Regions from separate parts of the Homo sapiens genome. Here region 2 is linked to region 1. The links are chromatin loops, found by intact Hi-C in ENCODE. Cell type or tissue: HepG2. All regions are shown on one strand.

The links. A loop is a pair of places that touch in the nucleus more often than their neighbours do. Peaks named below come from ENCODE experiments on the same cell type or tissue, not always from the same donor. Only the 100,000 strongest peaks of a DNase experiment are listed, where the experiment ranks them.
Region 2: a loop joins it to region 1, with 3 times the contacts of the local background. A loop is called at or near these places in 3 of 110 quality-filtered maps.

What each region holds. Positions count from the first base shown.
Region 1 is chr6:87,531,778-87,536,777 of GRCh38, forward strand. The region is part of intron 8 of RARS2 (arginyl-tRNA synthetase 2, mitochondrial); the gene reads right to left. Among named protein-coding and RNA genes, the nearest start is that of RARS2, 56 kb to the right of the region's middle. In HepG2, no CTCF peak of the experiment used is centred here; DNase peaks (open chromatin) are centred at 2,834 and 3,684.
Region 2 is chr6:87,581,156-87,586,155 of GRCh38, forward strand. All of the region lies in intron 1 of RARS2 (arginyl-tRNA synthetase 2, mitochondrial), which reads right to left. Among named protein-coding and RNA genes, the nearest start is that of RARS2, 6.3 kb to the right of the region's middle. In HepG2, no CTCF peak of the experiment used is centred here; a DNase peak (open chromatin) is centred at 2,876.

The DNA.
Region 1 (5,000 bases):
ATGTTAATAAATGACATTAAAATATTAATATTATAGTTCAAGTAGTACTGAAGTTATACATATGGACAAATATTTACAAATTGTAACTCACCTGCAGGTTGAAACATCAATGATAACTTTACTATATTATTTCCAGAAAGCTATTAAAGTCTCATGAAAGCAATAAAAATTGGTGAATAAACTATGAAAAAATAAGGCTTCTAAACCCTTACAATGTTATTATCAAAACATCCGGACAGCAGTATTTGGATAGGAAAAAATGATTTTATTGCTGGAGGACACATTGGCTTATACCCACTAGATACTACCAACAAATGGGACAGGGCATTAAACATCTCTCAAGGTAAAAACGTTTCACCTTTCATAGATGATCTATGTTAATTACTGGAATGACAGACTTAAATAAATAAATACTGCTAAATAAAGTTAAAATTACCTTTTTTTTTCCCCCTAGAAAAGAGTTAACTAGCAGGTCTGATACTGTTATATTTAAAACATCCTGCTTGCAAGGTTGGCCACTGGCTGGCATCTATTAACTTAGATTTTTGGGAATGTCTCCACCAACTTAACTGATAAAAGTGGTCATTGTGCCTACACTGTGGATGCAAACAGTACAGCTTAGGCTGAACTTCTGCTTTCCTTCTGGGAGTTTGGGATTTAGGACATTCTAAGCAGAGGGTACCTACATGACCAACTCTCAATAAAAACCTTGGACACAGGGTATCTAATGAACTTTTGCCAGTGGACATTTCACATGTATTCTCATAATTTGCTGCTGGAAGTATGTGCACCTTGTGTGACTCCACTGGGAAAATTTGGGAGTCTGGAAAGCCTGGTTTCCTCTGGACTTTACCCCATATATGCCTTTTCCCTCTGCTGATTTTGCTTTGTATCCCTTCACTGTAATAAATCATAGCCACAAGTAAGACTATGCTGAGTTCTGTGAGTCCTCTGCGTGAATCACAGAATCGGGGGGAGGAGTGGTCTTAGGATACCTGACACATCATAAAAAGGTGATGTTTATGTAGTCCTATTAGTAAGTCCAGAACAACACATACAATGTCAGTTAGAAAACAAAGAAGACTTTGGTAAAGTATGGGAAAACAAAAAGGGTCCCCATAAGATAGTAAACTGCGGACTTCTTGACTTTTGAATGACACAGCCATTGACAACTGCTTAACGGTCCAGTATACAGATGTTAAAAACATAAATATATATTCACAAGTGGTTTCTGATTCTATCTCACACACATACATACATGTGCACACAAGTTATAAGCAAACACATGCAAAATGTCTTTATTTTCACAAAAGAGTTTAGTTTCTTTTTTTTTTCATAAAGCCTTTCTTCAGGGTGAAGTTTCTTTGTTTTTAAATCTAGGACTTTAAACTCAAATAACCAAACATTTAAAAATCTATTATGCATTATGATATGACTATTTTAGAAAAAACTTCACCAGAATCTTCTCTTTCTTAAAAAATAGAAATAATTAAAACAAAAAGCCCTTAAAACGTGAATATTCTTAGTATTTCCGCAATATGTACTTATAAAACAAACATTAGTGAAAATCAACTGACACTATCAAAGAGAAGAGCTTTAATAAGCACTTCCCAATATACCTATAAATGCACAATATAAAACTAAACAGTTACCATGTACCTTTTTAATTAACCCTTGGAAAGTACGCATTTTGAAGATATCTTCCTTTTAAGGCTAAATTTAGACACAAAGAGATAAAAAGGCAATTTTAAATTTGGGCTTCATAATAAGGCAGCATGGCTTAGTAAAGTTTTTGAGGATGGAAACACAATTTTTCTCTTAGAAGAAAACACAAAAACCAGTTGTGTTTCCTTTAGGGAATAAACTAAATGTCTCAGACTTCCTTAAAAAAAATTAACATTCCCTTTTCACTATTTCTAGATGTTGGGCCTGCCAAATAGCGTAACATTTTATTTTGAATTTAACTCAGATAATTACAGTAAGCTCTTGGGCTGATCTGCCCAAATATAAAGAACTAAGCATGAAAATTAAAAGTAGTATGATAAGCCTTTCTTATCCCTTTAAATTTGATCCTAGAATACCATTAGCCACATGGGCACAGTTTAACTCCTTGATGTGGGGCTCTAACCCCACTTCTAGCCATGCTTATCTTAGAAATACTGAGAATAACTGCTAAGGATGGTTAGCAAAACTTAGAAACCACAGACCCTTTTTTCATATATTTATGTCATCTTAAAATGCACTGAATTTTTACCTAGTTTAGAAAAGAACATGTAAAAATATTCATGATTATAATTTGAACAACTTCATTATGTTTAATGCTGTTTCACTGATCAGAAATTTCTTAGCTGCTAGTTGATTCCGAACATGAAATGAAAAATTAAAGACATTCAAATGTGTTTATATAATTAAAATTGAATGTATCAATACTGCAAACAGTTAATAATAAAGCCAAAATGTGGTAGGTAAAAAAATAACTAACTTGAGCTATTTCATGAGTTATCAAATTTCTCCTCCTTAATACATTAGTAGTAGGATATAAACTGTATTTCACCTTCCATTAATCTTTTCATATTTAGAATCTCCTACTTTTACTCTATGTATATACATAACCACATTCATTATATCTTACATCTTTATTCAGGGATGATAATTATTAACTCCTTGTAGAGCACCACACACAAGCACCTAATAAATGTTAACATTTCTCATGCTGATAAAAGTATTTTTTGCACATTTCAATGGTGTCAGATATTTACTCAGCTATTAATGTGTACTTTGTTCTTGCTAGGTATTTCAAAACTCATTCTAAGAGGAAGACTAAGAGGACAATGACACACTGTAGTGCTGTCCCAAATAAGCAGAGAGAGAGTAGAAAAGCAAGCAGTGTTGGGAAGGGACAGCAGGGAGCAATGGCCAAGTGGAGAAACTGCCAGGATAGAGGAAAGGAGAATTACCTGGAATGGGGAGGAGATGGGGAAGACTTCCAGAAGAGCAGAAGCTAGGAAGCCCCTGGGGTGGTGCAGGCCCACAGTGGGAAATGGTTCACGGTGTGTCTACATAGCGATCTTGTCTCTAGACCTGTGGACAGGGCAAGGACCACCAGCTAATGTTTGTCACACAAGAAGAGCTGCATGCCTCCAAGCATCACACAGGCTGGGATACTAAACATGTAAGAGACCAGTGTGCACTGAAGACAAGAAGAGTCCTCTAGGACTGTCCTAGGAGACACATAAGAGCCTGGGGAACTTTGCATGATTTAGTAGGTGGGAAATTCAATGACTTACACTGACTCTTACAAGTGATAGCTGGAATCAGATTTTCTTATCATTTAAAAACTATTTCTTACATATAAATGTTATTAAGGAACAAAATTCATACTAGCCATAACAGTAACATTCCCTGGAAAAAGAAATGTAACTTAAAACAATGATGAAATCTTGAACGCAATTTTTCATAAAATAAAAACTTCAACTGCATAAATATCCCTACATATGATGAGAATTTAGTCTTGAATTATTTACTTAAAGTTGAGAAATTGGAGACTCTAAAGTTAGGAAAAACATTGTGTCTTGAGGAATAGATACTAATTCCATGTTTTTAAAAATGAGAGCAAGTAAACATTATCACTCATTGAATCGGTGCTTTGATCTTGTCCTATTTAAAAAAATTTTTTTTTGCCTACTGATATGGGGAAGCTCAGGGTCAAAACTATTACGTAAATTATCTAGTGATACACTAACCCCTCACTATTTTTCTTTTATTAAATGCCCATCACTGTAATTACCTTAAATCCTGCTAGAAAGGGGCAAGGTAGAAATACTGAAATAGAACCTTTGGAGGCCATTTTGAACTTAAAGAAATTTTTATACTATTTGTGTTATTATGTAACTGTTTTGTTTTTTTTTTTTTTTTTTGAGACAGAGTCTCGCTCTGTTGCCCAGGCTGGAGTGCAGTGGTGTGATCTCAGCTCACTGCAACCTCCACCTCCTGGGTTCAAGCGATTCTCGTCCCTCGGCCTCCTGAGTAGCTGGGATTACAAGCATGCATCACCATGCCCAGCTAATTATTTGTATTTTTTTTTTTAAGTAGAGATGCAGTTTTGCCACGTTGCTGAGGCTGGTCTCAAACTTTTGAGCTCAGGCAATCCACCTGCCTCAGCCTCCCAAAGTGCTAGGATTGCAGGTGTGAGCCACTGCACCTGGCCTATGTAACCTTTTTTAATGTCAGTGCTAGGATACAGGCTAATCCATATTTTATTGGCATGATATTTATCTCTTATAAGAGGCTGCCCTTACATTTCATAAGAATGGCTATGGTTACAAAAGCCATATTAATAGGCAATATGCAATGAGTCAAGTTCTATTAATAAAACCTTCTATAGCAAAAAAAAAGGTTAATATGCTTAGAGATACTGTTAGATAATAAAGTCTATTCAAATAATTTAAATCTAAAAGGAAGCCTGATAAGTTACCTTTAAAAGTATTATTTAAATAGGTAAAAGTAAATGATGACACCCTCATATCCATGATTCAGATTTAACACTTGTTAACTTTTACCATAAGAAATTACTTTTTGCCTGGGCGTGGTGGCTCACACCTGTAATCCCAGCATTTTGTGAGGCCAAGGTGGGCGGATCACAAGGTCAGGAGTTTGAGACCAGCCTGGCCAACATGGTGAAACCCCGTCTCTAGCAAAAATACAAAAAAATTAGCTGGGCGTGGTAGTGCACACCTGTAATCCCAGCTACTCAGGAGGCTGAGGCAGGAGAATCATTTGAACCCGGGAGGCAGAGGTTGCAGTGAGCTGAGATCACGCCACTGCACTCCAGCCTGGGCAACAGGGCAAGACCCCATCACGAAAAAAAAAAAAAGAAAGAAAAAAAAAGAAATTACTTTTCAATATAAGTGGAAAGGCTTTTTGATATATTGTCTAAAGCTTATTGCAAATGTTTTCCTGAATCACTAATGTGAATTCTAAATAAAAAAAATATATTAGTT
Region 2 (5,000 bases), 49 kb after region 1:
TCAGCTAGGAGCTAAACTTGCCAGGTTCAGGATCAAAATCTGTGAAAATTGCATAAAAACCTAATTTTGCTAATGAAAAAGGGATCCATATCTTTAGCAACCAGACATTCAGGTGGCAAAACTGACATCATCTTATGAAGATTAGCTCTGTATTTTTATCCACATTAACATAATCTATAGGCCATGAGTCTAAAAAGGCAATTACCCCAGTTGTTCCTCACTTCTGATTCTCCAACACTACCAAGTCAGGCACTGTAGGTTTGCCACCAAGACCAGTGCAGAAGCCCTCCCAAATTTGCAGAAATTTTCCTCAGGAACAGGTCTGCATTAGTTTCAAGACACAAACAAGAAGCAAACAAAGTAAGAATTAAAACTTTGGGGCTTAGAAGAGAATATCCCAAACAATTTGGAAGGCAAATTATGACTATAATAAATTTAGCATGGTTCTTTTTAAAAATTAAGTTCCGGGGTACATGTGCAGGATGTGCAGGTTACATAGACAAATGTGTGCCATGGTGGTTTGCTGCACCTATCAACCCATCACCTAGGTATTAAGCACCACAAGCATTAGCTATTTTTCCTAAAGCTCTCACTCTTCCCACCCCACCCCCAACAAACGCTGGTGTGTGTTCTTCCCCTCCCCATGGCCATGTGTTCTCATTGTTCAGCTCACACTTACAAGGGACAATGTGCAGTGTTTGGTTTTTTGTTCCTGCATTAGTTTGCTGAGAATAATGGTTTCTGGCTCCATTCATGTCCCTGCAAAGGACATGATCTCGTTCCTTTTTACGGTTGCACAGTATTCCATGGTGTATATGTACCAACCACATTTTCTTTATCCAGTCTATCATTGATGGGCATTTGGGTTGATTCCATGTCTTTGCTATTGTGAATAGTGCTGCAGTGAACATCCACATGCATGTATCTTTGTAGCAGAATGATTTATATTCCTTTGGGTATATACCCTGCAATGGGATTGCTGGGCCAGATGATATTTCTGGTACTAGATCTTTGAGGAACCATGACACTGTCTTCCACAATGGCTGAACTAATTTACATTTCCACCAACAGTGTAAAAGTGTTCCTATTTCTCCACAATCTCACCAGCATCTGTTGTTTCTTGATTTTTTAATGATCACCATTCTGACTGGCATGAGATGGTATCTCATTGTGGTTTTGATTTACAGTTCTCTAACGATCAGTGATGTTGAGCTTTTTTTCGAATGTTTGTGGCCACATAAATGTCTTCTTCTGAGAAGTGTCTGTTCATGTCCTTTGCCCACTTTTTAATGGGGTTGTTTTAAGTTCCTTGTAGGTTCTGGATATTAGACCTTTGTCAGATAGATTGTGAAAATTCTATGCTACTCTGTAGGTTGCCTGTTTGCTCTGATGATAGTTTTTTTGTTTGTTTTTTGCTATAGTATGGTTATTATTATACAACTTGTGCTTCTAAGCAGAATGGAATGCTGGTGGGTCTGTGAGAATAGATTGGAAGCAAAGAACAGTACAAACGTAGATAATTCAGTCAGTCCTGCTGTTTACCTTAATGTGGATGAATATCTGCCCAACATACATATTGCACCTCAGGACTAAATGACAACAATTAGACAACTAGTTTAATTGCTTCTTGAGGCCACACCTGAAATTTGATAATAAACTCATCAGCAGAGTCAAGAAAGCCGGTCTTCCTGCTCACCATTAGCAGGGTAGCTCCTCTATCAAGCTATGCAGATGTAAGTTAATAACGAGAGCGTAAAGCTACTTAAAATGTACCAGTTACAAGAAACTAAATGCAATTTGTGATCCTATATGGGGAAAAAAATCAACAAGACTGGAATATGGACTGTAAGTTAAAGCATTTTATCAATATTATATGAATCTGATAACTGTACTATGGTCATGTAAAACAAGCCTTGTTCTTAGGAAATAAACAATTACATATTAAGAGGTAAAGGAGCATTATGTATGAAACCTACTCTCAAATGACACAGGAAAAAGTTATACAGAACGATGAAGGAAATGTGGCAAAATGTTAATAACTGCTGAATCTAGATAAAGAGGATATGGAGTTGTTGGTACTATTATCACAACTTTTTATAAGTCTGAAATTATTTCAAAATTAAAAGTATACAAAATTAAAATGAACTAGCTGAGCCAGGAATGGTGGCTCTTGCCTGTAATCCCAGCACTTTGCGAGGCCGAAGCATGCAGATCACCTGAGGTCGGGAGTTTGAGACCAGACTGACCAAAATGGAGAAACCCCATCTCTACTAAAAATACAAAATTAGCTGGGTGTGGTGGCATATACCTGTAATCCCAGCTACCTGGGAGGCTGAGGCAGGAGAATCGCTTGAACCTGGGAGGTGGAGGTTGCGGTGAGCCGAGATTGTGCCATTGCACTCCAGCCTGGGCAACAAGAACAAAACTGCGTCTCAAAAAAAAAAAAAACAGAACCAGCTGAATTTAAGTTTAATGAGCAAAATGAAAAGCAAGTAAGAAAGGGAGACAAATCTACATTCCATCATTATTTCGGAGCCAGACACGTACTGGCCATTTTACAAATTTAACTCTACATATAGAATACAAAGAATTCTGGCTTTGAGGCAAATAGCTAGGTTAGTAGTTCAACTCTAGAATTTTATAGCTGAGTGACCTTAGGTTATTCCTTTCATGTTCCTGAATCTCAGTGTCCTTTTCTGTAAAATAAGGATACAATACAAATAGCAATGGCATGACTGAGATGATGAAATGAAAATTTCAAGTACTGTACATTGTATGTGTACCACTAAGCACAATATACCACTGTGCTTAGTGTTGAGCGACAAATCCTCGTGGGACTCCAACATTTCTGCGTATGTAAACAAGACACAAATTGCCTTTGTTCTGGACTATCTTTCAAGGATACAGATTTGTAAGATAAAGATGGTTCCTCACTCCAGAGCAAAGGGCAGGCATGCTTACTGCCCATTATAAAAGACTCAAGGTTTCTCTCCTGTAACACAGTACACAGCTTATATAGAGGTATTATCTTCACATTGCGGCATGGGAAGAAAAAGAACTTGGGAAATTGACACACAAAATATGTTGATACTGTGGCTACTGCTATTGCTATGAATAGTAAAATCCTTTTCCCTCATTCAGGGGTCTGATGTTTTCTGCTACCATCCATGGAACAGTGGTAGAAACTTAAGAGGGTAAAATCACAGACCCTTTGCAACTCCTGACATTAAGCACTGTTATCTTTATCTCATTACATTTTATTAATAGCCCTATAAAGCAAAGCAAAATACGGCACCGTACAAGTGAGGTATCCCATAAATAGTAGTTATTATAATCTTCAACATCATTATTAATCCTTGCAGCAATCCTGTAAACTTGGAATCAAAACCATCATCTTACAGCTGACTTGCCAAGAGTTAGTTACACAAATAGTGAAGCTAGAATTCTAATCCTTCCCACCATTATTAAGTGCTCCATGGTAAGCAGGTCTATACAAATCTACCCTCAAAAGACTGAGGATGCTGAGAGACTGAAGAAAGCAGCTGACAAACCCAGCTTCTCAGAAAGAAACATTTAATATGGATTTATGAACAGAAGTCATATCTCAGGAAGCTAAGAGACAAGATGATGAATCCTTGTGCAGTTATCTACCCCAAGACCCAGGGCTTCTCTATGGTATATACCATAGAGAAGGGGTAACCATGCTTCAGAAGGGATGTCTAAGACAACCGAAGTCAACCCCTTAGAAAAAATCAAGAATGCTATGTCATAGCCTATCATTTGCTTAAGGGCAAGAATTATAAATCCTGTCCTTAAGTACTATAAACAGTAAATAAAATAGAAATCCTGCCCTTAAGTACTATAAACAGTAGATAAAATAGAAATCTTACAGGTATTCCTGGAACTGGGGATAATCAAAAGTCAACATGGCAGATTAGCATCCAAGATGGAGTTCCTTTAGCCACCACACCACGTCATCTCCATAGATTTAAAATTATGAACTCATTCAGTGAAGCTGCATATTTTATATGAGATCACAACAGAGATACTCAGGTATTCATTCTTCAAATACACATTAAACACTTATGTTTCGGGCACTTTGCTGGTGCTGAGGAAATAAGAGTGAATAAGACATGTTCTGTCTTCATGAAGCTTATAGAGGAAACAGACACTAAAACAAGTAAAACAAAACAATTACTCTTATTATTGTCATCATAGAAGCAAACAAGGGACTAAGAGAACTAGAGGACACACTTTTCAAATTATAGGTTGCCAGTTAGAAATAAATTCCTTTGCCTGGCGCGGTGGCTCACGCCTGTAATCCCGGCACTTTGGGAGGCTGAGATGGGTGGATCATGAGGTCAGGAGATCGAGACCATCCTGGCTAACACGGTGAAACCCCGTCTCTACTAAAAATACAAAAAAATTTAGCCGGGTGTGGTGGCGGGCACCTGTAGTCCCAGCTACTCGGGAGGCTGAGGTGGGAGAATGGCGTGAACCCAGGAGGCGGAGCTTGCAGTGAGCAGAGATCACGCCATTGCACTCTAGCCCGGACGACTGAGCAAGACTCCATCTCAAAATAAATAAATAAATAAATAAAAATAAAAATAAATTCTGTTGAGTCCCAACCACCAGTCTTAAAAAATACGTATAAAACAGGACAGAATACAGTATAAATAAGTATTGTTTCATGAAACTTTCATCGTGCATAAAGAGTGATAGTATAAAATGCATTTCTTTTAGGCACAAGGAATAATCTACGCAATGGGAATGGAAAGACCCTGCTATGTTAGAAAAACAAATTAACATTGTAGCTAGGTTCCTACAAAAATGATAGAATGGGGCATGAATGGAAGTTGAAGAAGTTAAGGTTCTGGTAGAGACTCGTGCAACAAAGAAAGATAAGTGATATGATTTGATTCACAATTTAGATGTCACCTTTCTTGATACATGGAGAATGAACTGGAGGGAGGGCAAGAATGGAAACAAACACCCCATCA